Regions from separate parts of the Homo sapiens genome. Here region 2 is linked to region 1. A link is a loop called in an ENCODE intact Hi-C map of the cell type or tissue named here. Cell type or tissue: heart left ventricle. All regions are shown on one strand. Links, peaks and the distances in the headings refer to the core of each region. The heading gives the core; the rest is flanking DNA. Region 1 overlaps FBXW8 (F-box and WD repeat domain containing 8). Region 2 overlaps FBXO21 (F-box protein 21).

The links. A loop is a pair of places that touch in the nucleus more often than their neighbours do. Peaks named below come from ENCODE experiments on the same cell type or tissue, not always from the same donor. Only the 100,000 strongest peaks of a DNase experiment are listed, where the experiment ranks them.
Region 2: it touches region 1 in a loop (13-fold over the local background); 55 of 110 quality-filtered maps call a loop at or near these places.

The regions. Positions count from the first base shown.
Region 1 is chr12:117,022,640-117,028,014 of GRCh38, reverse strand. FBXW8 (F-box and WD repeat domain containing 8) reads right to left here. Exons shown (of 11, transcript NM_153348.3): 9 at 3,695-3,868; 10 at 511-621. Among named protein-coding and RNA genes, the nearest start is that of TESC, 74 kb to the left of the region's middle. RefSeq lists enhancers at 2,300-2,835, 2,836-3,371, 2,691-3,890. In heart left ventricle, for the core only: CTCF peaks have their summits at 2,103 and 2,308 (motif pointing left); a DNase peak (open chromatin) is centred at 2,324; H3K27ac peaks cover 854 bases.
Region 2 is chr12:117,149,175-117,154,549 of GRCh38, reverse strand. The region is part of intron 11 of FBXO21 (F-box protein 21); the gene reads left to right. Among named protein-coding and RNA genes, the nearest start is that of FBXO21, 39 kb to the left of the region's middle. In heart left ventricle, for the core only: a CTCF peak has its summit at 3,258 (motif pointing right); DNase peaks (open chromatin) are centred at 1,526 and 3,289; H3K27ac peaks cover 329 bases.

The DNA of each region.
Region 1 (5,375 bases), core at 66-5,065:
AAAGATGGTGACAGGTCAGGGCTGCCTCGCTGGCCCTCACCCCAGCCGCTTCTGTCTGTGCAGGAGGCGTTCGCCTGAGACCAGATAGAGGTTCAGCTTCACAAACGCGTTCTCTGGGCACACAGCGTCAGATACTCACAGTCCCCGGCTTAGCGGTCAACGTGGGGGTGCACAAGTCCGATGGGCGCAGTGAGTGTCACAGGGCAAGGACTCAAGAGGGCGGGCCTTGCCCCTGACAGGATTCTAACCACAGCAGGCCCCTCAGCATACGGCTTGCCCTCCCTCTCTGTACAGCCGACAGCGTGGACTCGCCCCACGGGGCTGTCCTGCATCAGATGCTGGGTGCTCAGTACAGGTCAGCATCCACGTTTATGTTTCCAATTCGCAGAAAGGCAGGGCCCTGCCTGAGGGTATAGCCCATAGGGTGCAATGTGTCACGGCGGGGGGGGTGGGGTTCTATACATCAGTCAAACTAAGATGGTCTCTTACTCGCCCGGCCCCACCACTAACCTCCTGTGAGTAGTGAAGCTGTCCAGGTCGGCGTTTCGCATTACCGTCTGGTAAGGCACGTTGGCCGTGATGAGGCTGTGGCTGCTGAATGAGATGTGCTGCACCGGGTGCCTGGAAGGCAGTGGGAGAGAGCTCGTAAGGGGGCGTCCACTGGGCCTGCACTTGCTGCCGCAGGCCTGGGAGTTCAGAGCTGCAGGGGATTCTAGAACCCATAAAGCTAAGCTTCTCTTTCACAGAGGGAACAGGGCCCCCATGGAAGCAGTGTCTCACCTCAGTTCCCGAAGCTCAGGTGAGCAGGCCACGCTTTGGGCATGACTTTGTAAACAGGTCTGCATGCCCCGTACGCATGCTGGCATCTGCCCCCACAACCTGGTACATTCCAGACATAAAGGGCACACCCTACTGCAGACGAATCAGCCACATGCAACAGAGACTGGCCCATCGCTGCCTCCCTGGGCAAGTCCCTTGAGCTTTCCCAGCCAGGCTCTCCATCATCTATGGAGCACTGGGGGCACGTTCACTGTTGATCCATGAAGGTGCCCCCCACATCCTGCTCATAGGGCTGCAATGACACACGTACCCTGGGTGGTGAAAGCACGTTCGGAAAATCTTGGAACAAAATGGTTCCAAGTCTCTTGAACAGAGGTTTGCGTTCATTCTGAAACTTTCATGCAGTACCGGCTGTGGTCACGGCACTGAGCTAGGAGACACTGGATTAAAAAGATGTCTCATCCAGGTGGATGCCTGGCCCAGGGAGAGCCCTAGCTAGTGAAGAAGGTAAGATGCAGTCCCAGAAAACATGACCATTGTTTCTGTAGCACGAGCGATGTTACAAGCTACAAAGAATGTGTGACCCAGAGTTAAGTGCTGGGAGGAGCAGGAGGTGCTGTGGGCTGGGAGGGGTGCACAGGAGGGGACGAGGCCTGTGTGGGCTGGGCCAGGGCTGCTCTCCTTGACTAAAGCAAAGGATTCTTGGAAGTGAGGGAAGCTGGGAAGCAGTCCCTGCCTCCCTGGGGTTGGGACACCCACAGAAGGAAAGTGTTGGTGGACCTGGCATGGGACCTGGAGGATGAGAAAGACCCGGGAAGGGAGGGCAGGCTTGGTGGAGGCCTGCAGCCTGGAGGACTGAAGGAAAGTGTTGGTGGACCTGGCATGGGACCTGGAGGATGAGAAAGACCCGGGGAGGGAGGGCAGGCTTGGTGGAGGCCTGCAGCCTGGAGGACTGAAGGAAAGTGTTGGTGGACCTGGCATGGGACCTGGAGGATGAGAAAGACCCGGGGAGGGAGGGCAGGCTTGGTGGAGGCCTGCAGCCTGGAGGACTGACGGCACCCTGTCAGGCAGGCGAGGACCTGGGCTGAAGAGACTGAAGCGGACAGCGGGAGGTACATGACAGTGACCAAACAACAGCCAGACTGGGGCCTGGCAGCAGGCACTGCAGGTGAGGCCTTGAGCAAGTCAGTGAGTTCTGGGCAGGAGACCATGTGTCTGTCAGCCTTGTGCTGGTGAAAACAGTGACCACGTGGGGGACAAGCCTGGACCGCACAGGGACAGAGGCAGTGCTGGGACAGGGCCACACCTCTGGGGAAGGCCTTCCTTAGCTAGGCTTCATCTCAGTGGCCTGTCCCAGGGAGTGAAGCTTTGCTGAGAGAAAAATGAGATCTACTGGAGTTGGGGGCTGGCAGCCATCCCTGAGGACCTGGATGGCTGATCCAGGGTTTTCCTCAAAGGCAATGCTTCCGGGAATTTCAGTGCGGGAGTTTTAGTTGCCGTTTGGCACCACCTGGTGGCAATTCAGTGCATCACCATTCAGAAAAAGGGCCGAGGCGCCCTCAACAGGCACAGCCACAGCGAGGGGGCGGGCCAGGCAGTACCCAGGGCTCTGTCTGATAAAATGTGCCGGCCACAGTGTTTGCCAACACTGCCCTCCAAGGAAGAAGCCCATTCTGCATGTAACCCTGCCGCCTCTTGGAGACACCTGTCAAATTGCTGACCTTGCACTTCCATAAAGACCATGTCGCTGCTCAGAGGTTGTGTTCTCAGAGGTCGGTTTACCTTGATTTGCGGTAAGTGGGGAACAAATCTTAGTTCCTGTGGGAGGGCCTTGCCCTGTTTCTGCTCTTCTATGTTGTCATGCTCAGAGGCCACTGGCCCAGAATCATCTCGGTTTTGTAGAGATGGGGTTTCATTCTGTCACCCAGGCTGGAGTACAGTGACACAGTCACTGCAGCCTCAAACCCCTGGCCTTGAGAGCTCCTCAGTCTCCTGAGTAGCTGGGATTACAGGTGAGCCACGTGTCTGGCCGAATGTCTCTTCACAGTGGTGCTGAGGGCAGCAAGCGAGAGGGCCGGCTGCCTTTCTCCCCACCTGTCTCAAACGCAGGGTCTCCTGTTCGAGGCCTGCAGGGCCAGGTAGAGGTGGTGGCAGGTGGGCTCAAGTCAGCTCTGATGAGCCAGCCCTGGGCTGGGCTGCTGCTTTGAAGGTCAGAAGCAGGCTCACTGGAAATGTCTTAACCAGTTAGGTGCCACTGGCGTAAACCTACCTACCTCTGTGACGCCATCAGCCTGTGCTTAGGATAGTATTTATTTATATTTTGAATAGTGGTGTTAAAGGTGGAAATGACAAATTCCTCCTTCGTTGGAGCCTGAACCCCTTCAGTCCTAAGTGCTCTTCTCTGTAAACAGCATGAGGAAAGTCTAAGCAACGGGCAGAACCATGGTTACACATGACGGACTCGAGTGGAGGACAGCAGCTGGGCCAGCCCTGCCTTCCACCTGTGGGCAGGTGGGGTGTCACATCCTGGTCTAGCCCAGCGAGCTTCCTATGTTTTTGAGTTCCCTTTTCTGTTTATTAAGATGGAGAAATCCTAAAATAATCAGAATAGCACTTGCAAAAAAGTAGTTTCATTCTTAGAGAAAGCTGGGCCTGGCTAATGTAGGAATTGTGGCGATCTGAATGATGTCAGAGACAGGAACTGCATCCCCACTGACCAGCGCCATTTCCAAGCCTGTTTCCTCCTCTGCAGAGCGGTGCTGGGACAGCAGCTGGCTCCTAGGGTCACAGTAAGGATTCACCTGGCGAAGCCGGGGGGTAGGGGGCATTTAGCACCGTGCCTGGTGCAGGCTGATTAGTGCTGCCTTCCCTGTTCCTACTAGGAACTCCCAAGAGTGTCTAGAATGCACCTTACCCGGAATACACCTCCCACAGCTTCTGGTTCATCCGATAATCCCACACGGACACCAGGCCTTCCTCGCCTCCACTGACGATCTTCCAGTCATCCATCTGCACAGCAGAGACCCTGAGCTGATGGGCGGAGAGCGACAGGGCGATGTTACCACTGCGGAGGTCGTGGATCCTCACCCTGGACAGGCCCAGGAAGAGCAGAGAAGGGAAATGGGGTTAGAGTCAAAGCTTCAAATGACAAACTCCCCCTCCACGGTGCTGGTCTATGCACAACACTGCTATGAAAAACTCCTCAGCTGCAAACAAACATCGATAATAAGGACATCAAGCACAGACTGTCAGGGAGGACCCACACGGTCTCATCTGAATGGTTTAAAAGCACATGGAGCAAGAAAGACGCAGGCCAAGGACAGTGGCTGCCCACTTTACCTGCTTAACAGGGAAAAGCCACCTGCATGACTGCATGCGCAGGTTGGCCTGAGACGCCTGTCCCAGCAGTAGGTGTACTGCCCAGCACAGTAATTTTGCTGTTGGTAAAATAACCTGTTAAAGGCAAGAGCTACAAAGCCAGACACCCCAGATCCTAACCGGGTGAGGACCCGGTTAGGAAAAGAACACTTTTTGGGTATTTCACTTGACTTTGTAAGTTCATTGCTGTCTTGCTGGAACTGAGAAAGGGAAAGCCTTTATCCTTGATAAGCACAGCAGAGCGGGGATAAGGGTGTGTGTACCCTGGGCAGTCACTTATTGAAATAATTACTTGCCTTATAATAATCCCCATTTCTTTAAGAACCTCTTTAAAAACTACTTTTTATGTATGTGGAATTTTTCACGAGGATAAATTAGATAATGGGACAGAAATCTCGTATCCACTACAAACACCACCCTACTTGGTTTCTACAATAAGCCAAAGGCTAAAAGTAAATCAAATTCATTACATTTAATAAATGTAAAGATGAGCTTAAGAGACCCTGTGATGCAAGTCGAAAAGGAAAAGACAGTCCCTGCCCTGAAAAGAAAGACCCCAGCATCTAGCAAGGAACAGGACAAGCACAAGGATGTAAGATTAAAAACGCACGTCTGACCCAAAAGCTGTGGAGCGACAGGATTCTCTGAAACATGTCCCGTGCCCTGACTCTAGTTATGCAAGCATGCGCACACACGTCAATTTTCCAAGTTCTGAGGGAAAATTATTTTGAACCAACAATTCTATACCTAGCTTAGCTACCAAGTGTGAAGGCATAATAAAGAAAGACTTCTTTTTCTTTAACAGAAAAGGACTCAAAGTGAACTACCTGTGGATACTCTCTGAAAGAAAGTGGCATAGCAAAATACCAGAACAAGAAGACAGATGGCTTAAGTGGGACCTGGTGTGTCTGCTGGGTCCATGGAGGCACACAGGACAAACCTTCCTATTAACAAGAAGAGCTGCCCATGGATCACAAAGTAAAAATATATGCTATGCATGAAAAACACATCTGTAAAGGAGGATGAAAAGATGTTGCAATTTTAATGCTAGAAAAGGCAGAGTAGTTCAAGGCAAAAGCATTCACTGAGAGCACTTAAAACAACGAAGGGGCAGTTTACTCAGTGTTCGGTCAGACCTGGAAAAACAAACTCCATGGATCACATTTCTTTTTATAGGTTTTGTTGTTTATTATTTTTTTTAAAGACAGGGCCTCACT
Region 2 (5,375 bases), core at 271-5,270, 130 kb before region 1:
GCCAGGCAGAGTAGTGTACACCTGTGGTCCCAGCTATTCAGGAAGCTGGGTTGGGAGGATCACTTGAGCCTGGGAAGTGAAGGCTACAGTGTGCTCTGATTGTGTTGCTGCACTCCAGTCTGGGTGACAGAGTGAGACCTCATCTTAAAATAAAAGGCTGGAAAATAATGATTATTGTCAGTTAATCAGAAACTGAAAGGATCCCCTGGAACAGCAGCATCAAGATAAATGTTTGTTGAAACTGCAGGTCGCTTGCCCTGTCTCAGTGTGATGGGGATGGTGTAAGGGGTTTCTGTGCTCCCTGTGGCAGATGGAGGCACCAACGGTAATGTTATTTAACTTTTGAAGCTGTGTCGAATATAAACAATCTCTAAAAATCAACACATGATTTGGACATTATTGACTGATTCACTGGGCCACTGGTGCCAGCACAAGTCACCTGGTAAACGCTTGATAGCCTACAACAAATGGCGTTCACAAGAATAAATGAGCATTTTCTTTTCAACAACACCGTGGGCCAGTGTCTATGGCTTTACCACATGGCATCATTATTCACTGTTTAGGGTTGGTCTTAAGTATTTGGTTTTAGGGGTTGTGATATGTTCACTTCAGAAGTTGATCTCTAATCATATCTAGGTAAACATGCAATGTAAGGTTTAGTCATAAAATTGTCATTACTGAAAAAATTAATATCTGCTTGTTGGTTTTACCATCTGTTAAATTGAGATGGAACTAAATGATGGGTAATGTTAGCAAATTGGCTTCTTGAATTTAAAACGTAGAACTTCAAAGCTGTTCCTACACTATGAGAGTTCCCGTCTTCTGCCGGCGGCTCCATCAGCGCTGTGTCAGCAAGCGCTTCCTGAGGGACTCGGAGTCCTGGGCCAAGGGGCAGATCTCCCCCAGCATGCCTGATACGTGGCTGTCTTCAGGGTCCTCCCTCTCCAGGGGACTCTCCTCTAGGCCTTCATCTCCTTCCCCCTTGGGGTGTCTGTGGATGTGCTGGTGACTCCCAAAGCCGTGTTCTCTGGGCTCTTCTCTGGGCTCCGTGCCCACCTCTGTAACAGCCCCCGGGCATGTGTGCTTGGAGGGCTCTCAGGGGTCTTCTCTCCAACATTGTTACCCCGACTCACTGAACCCATTGTTTTAACTCGATTATCTCTGTAAAGAAAGAAAAAACATGAACTCATTGTGCCCCCATACCCCCCTTGCTCCTGCCTGCCCCATCTCACTAGTGACACCACGTGGGGGCCGTGTCTTGCTCTTCTCCCCTTGCCCTCGCGATACATCTGTCTACACACCCACTGCTGTCTCCTCATGTGTCTCCCATTTCCATTCTGGTGGTCTCTGCTTGCCTACTTCCTAACTGGCACCTGCCTCCCGGCCTGTCCCCAACCGGGCATTTTCCTTAGCAACAGCAAGAGGATCTTCCTAGCGTGTCCCTGGACCGGGCCACTTGCTGCTTGAATTGACTGACCATCAGGAGTTTCTCATCGGCAGGCAGTGCAGAATGCTTTACCAGGCCCTAGGGATCTGGCCTTCCCCTTACAGCCCCAGCACGGTTCCCACGCCTGACATACTCCAGCCCACTTCCGTTCATCTTCTTTGAAGTCATCATTCTTGCTCGCACGTGGAACAGTTAAAAGAATACATCAAATACCCCCATTTACCCTCTAGTCAATTCAACAGTAAATGATTCCCATATTTGCTTTATCTATAGAGATTTTACTGTTTTCCTGCACCATTTGAAAGAATATTGCAGACATGACCTAATTATGTCTGAGTATAAGGAGATTCCTCTGCATAACCAAATTACATTATCACACCTAGTAACAATTATTTTATAATATCTAATAGTTTTCAAATTTCTCAATTGTCACAAAATAACTTTATGCCTATTTTTGGCTTGTTTCTTAAAATCAGTATCCAACCAGAATTCATTCACTGCATTTGGTTGTTTTTTTTCTCTTTAGTCTCTCTTATTAAAGACAGTTCCTCATTCTTCATTTTTTTTCCCCCCTTTTTCATATGACTTTGACTTTTTGAAGAATCCAGACTGGTTGTCTTGTAAATTTTTTTTTTTTTTTGAGACAGGGTGCTCTGTCACCCAGGCTGGAGTGCAGTGGTACAAACATGAGTCACTGCAGCCTCAACCTCCTGGGCTCAATTGATCCTCCTATCTCAGCCTCCCAAGTAGCTGGGACTGCAGGCATGCACCACCACACCTGGCTATTTTTTGTGTTTTTGTAGAAATGGGGTTTCACCATGTAGCCCAGGCTGGTCTCGAAGTCCTGGACTCAAGCATTCTGCCCGCTTCAGCCTCTCAAAGTGTTGAGATCACAGGTGTGAGCCACCGTGCCTGGCCATTGTCTTGTAAATTGTATAACATTTTGGATTTGCCTCATTGGTTCCTTAACTGTATGATGTCTGCCAGCTGGGAGTGAAGTCTGAGTCCTGATTAGATCGGGATAAGAATTCTTGGGGAGGATACTTCACATCCCTCGCCCCGTGCTTCCCACTGGGTCTCATCAGGGGCCCCCTGTGAGTGATACTGAGTTTGGTCACTTGGCTAAGATAGTGACTCACTATTTCAATTAAGAAATCCACGTGGTCACTCTGTAGCATCCTGTAAAGATCCTGTTCCCCAGTGACCTTGAACATCATGGTTTTAGCACTTTTTGAATATCCTTGCCTAAATCTTTGTATGAGAATTGCCGAGTGGTGATTTTTCCACCACTGTTATTCTCTCTACTTCAATGAACAAGAGCCGCCTTCTTCCTCCCTGCCTCTCCCTTCCCCCTCCCTCTCTCCTCCCCTGCCCTTGTCTCTGCCATAGATTCCTGGATTTTTATTTATTCAATGTGTTATAATCACGTGGGACAATTTTATGCTCACATTTGCCCATTTTTAGCCAGTGAGAGGCCAAATTTTAAAAACACATATTAAATATTTTTTGAACATTTCTGGGTTAATGTGTTTTTATGAAATGTATTTTTTAAACACTTTTCTTGATCTAAATTTCCAGCCTTTGGCTCCAATGATCCTATTAGCCCAGGTAGAACCCATTCATAATGCTTTTCTAATTACTAGCTCTGCACGGAGAGTTGAAGAGTGAATTAGAAATCACATACATATATGACATCTTCAAATAGTTTTAGTTTGTACAATGAAGAGAATTCTTTCCCCGGTGTGTACTCTCTCACCTAAACCCTAATGGGATGTCCGGCATCTTGCATGTGTGTAATGTTGTGTTCCCACAAGGGGGCGCGCTTTGATACTTTCATGGCCCTGGGTGGGAGAGTGCCGCTCCTGTCCCGCCTCCTTCTGGACTTCTCGGAAGCTCCGAGTCTAGGTCAGCCGCCGTATTGAAAGGCCAGGAATTCAACTACCATGTGAAAATCTCGTTCTTAAGTTTTGTCTGTAATGGTAAAGCACCTGTACAATGCTTGGCACATGGCATGTCCTCGACAAACGTTGGTTCCCTTTTCCATAACTTATTTGATGCTTCCAAACTCAACTTTCCACCCATACAGTCCTCCCCGCCCGACACACACACACACACACACACACACACACACACACACACACACACAAACTTATTTGATACTTCCAAACTCAACTTTCCACCCATACAGTCCTCCCGCCTGACACACACACACACACACACACACACACACAGTCCATGGCCAGCTGTACCTGCTGGCAAGTGTGGTGAGGTGAATGGGGATCCCCTGCATGGGGGTGGGGTTGAGTGTTAAGTGGCACAAACATGTCAGAGGATGCTTTGGCTTTCGCTTTCAAATTGTAAAAATCTCAAGCACACATTCTCTTCCAGCCTAGCAGTTCCACCTCGATCCCTCCACACGTGTACAAGGAGGTCTTTGGCCCCTTTGTTAAAATAGCAAGACAATTGTCATTCACAAGGAGTCTTCTAGTAGCCTGGGGTCTATGCAGACTGGAATGAATACTAAGCTGCAATTGAATAAGCCAGTTGCGGGTGAGTGGTTAGAATACGTTTTGTTTAAGTACACACACATAAAGCAGTACTAAATTTTAAGTATACTTAGGGTATCTAGCTGCCTATGTGTGTGCTCACAGGAGGACTGCAGCGACACACTGGCACCGATGGTGCTTTTCTCTTGGAGAGGAAGACCGGATCAGGACAGGACAGGTGCCCACACAGGACTCATGGGTAGTGTTTCCATAGTATTTATTCATATATTTTGGGGTAGCTGAACGTTAAAATAAGCAGACAGATTTCTCTGAAAACTTGAAGAGAATCCAGGAAGATTTCTCAGGATTTTTCAGAACTTTTAAGTGGTGCCTGGTTCATGTTTTACTCAATTAAGTTTTGTGTTACTTAGATTTATCATTTTTCTTACAAGTAAACTTTGGGAAAATCTTCTTAGTGGATTGGCATTTATTTTTCTTTCATAATACATAGTTGCCAACTTCATTATGTTGTTAATTTTTTCCTGTTCTGCTTCTTAGCAAGCTAGGAGCTCAGGCCAGTAAATGCACCAAATCCAGTCCTTGCTCCTCTCTAACAGCCAGGAGTGGGGCTGGGAGCACCCTCGAGGACTGTCATTTACTTCTTGCCTGGTTTCCCACCGTTCCTGCCTGGACTTCTCATGCATCTTGTTCTGGGCCCATGTTCAGAATTCTGTGTAGTAGCTGTTGGGTCCTGTTGCCCTGGCACATCTGTGTTTGATAACCTGAGTTTCCGCTTCTTTCCTCCTCCCAACAGAAGCCGAATGTTACCAACACCAGGCTGTCCCTCGATAATACATAGAAAGGAAAAAGTGGAGGAGAAGGGAACAATGCTGAAACACAGGGCTGGGTCTCTGGAGCAGGGCTTGTCAGCCCAGCACTAGTCACATGTTGGTCAAGATAACCGTTTGTGGGGGGCCGTCCTGTGCGTTGTAGGGTACTTAGCAGCACCCCTGGCCTCCACCCACTGCAAGCTGGCAGCAGCTCTCAGTTACAACCAAACATGTCTGCAGGCCTTACCAGATGTCCCTTTAGTAGCAAAAGAGCCCCCAGATGAGAACTGCTCCAGACGAACTGGCAACAAAGCAGTTATTCTAAACTACCTGCTTGAATTCTGTGTACTTCAGATACCTATGTCCTGTTTACCAATGACAGGTAACAGTGGTTCCCTTAGAGCAAAGGGGATTTTTGTCTCGATGGTATTCCCAGCTTCTTTACCCTCTACTATTTCTGTGCAGCTCTGCAAGAAAATCCAAACATGGCCAGGCGTGGTGGCTCACACTTGTAATCCCAACACTTTGGGAGGCCAAGACAGGAGGATCATTTGAGCCCAGGAGTTTGAAAACAACCTGGGCAACGTAGCAAGACCCTGTCTCTACAAAAAA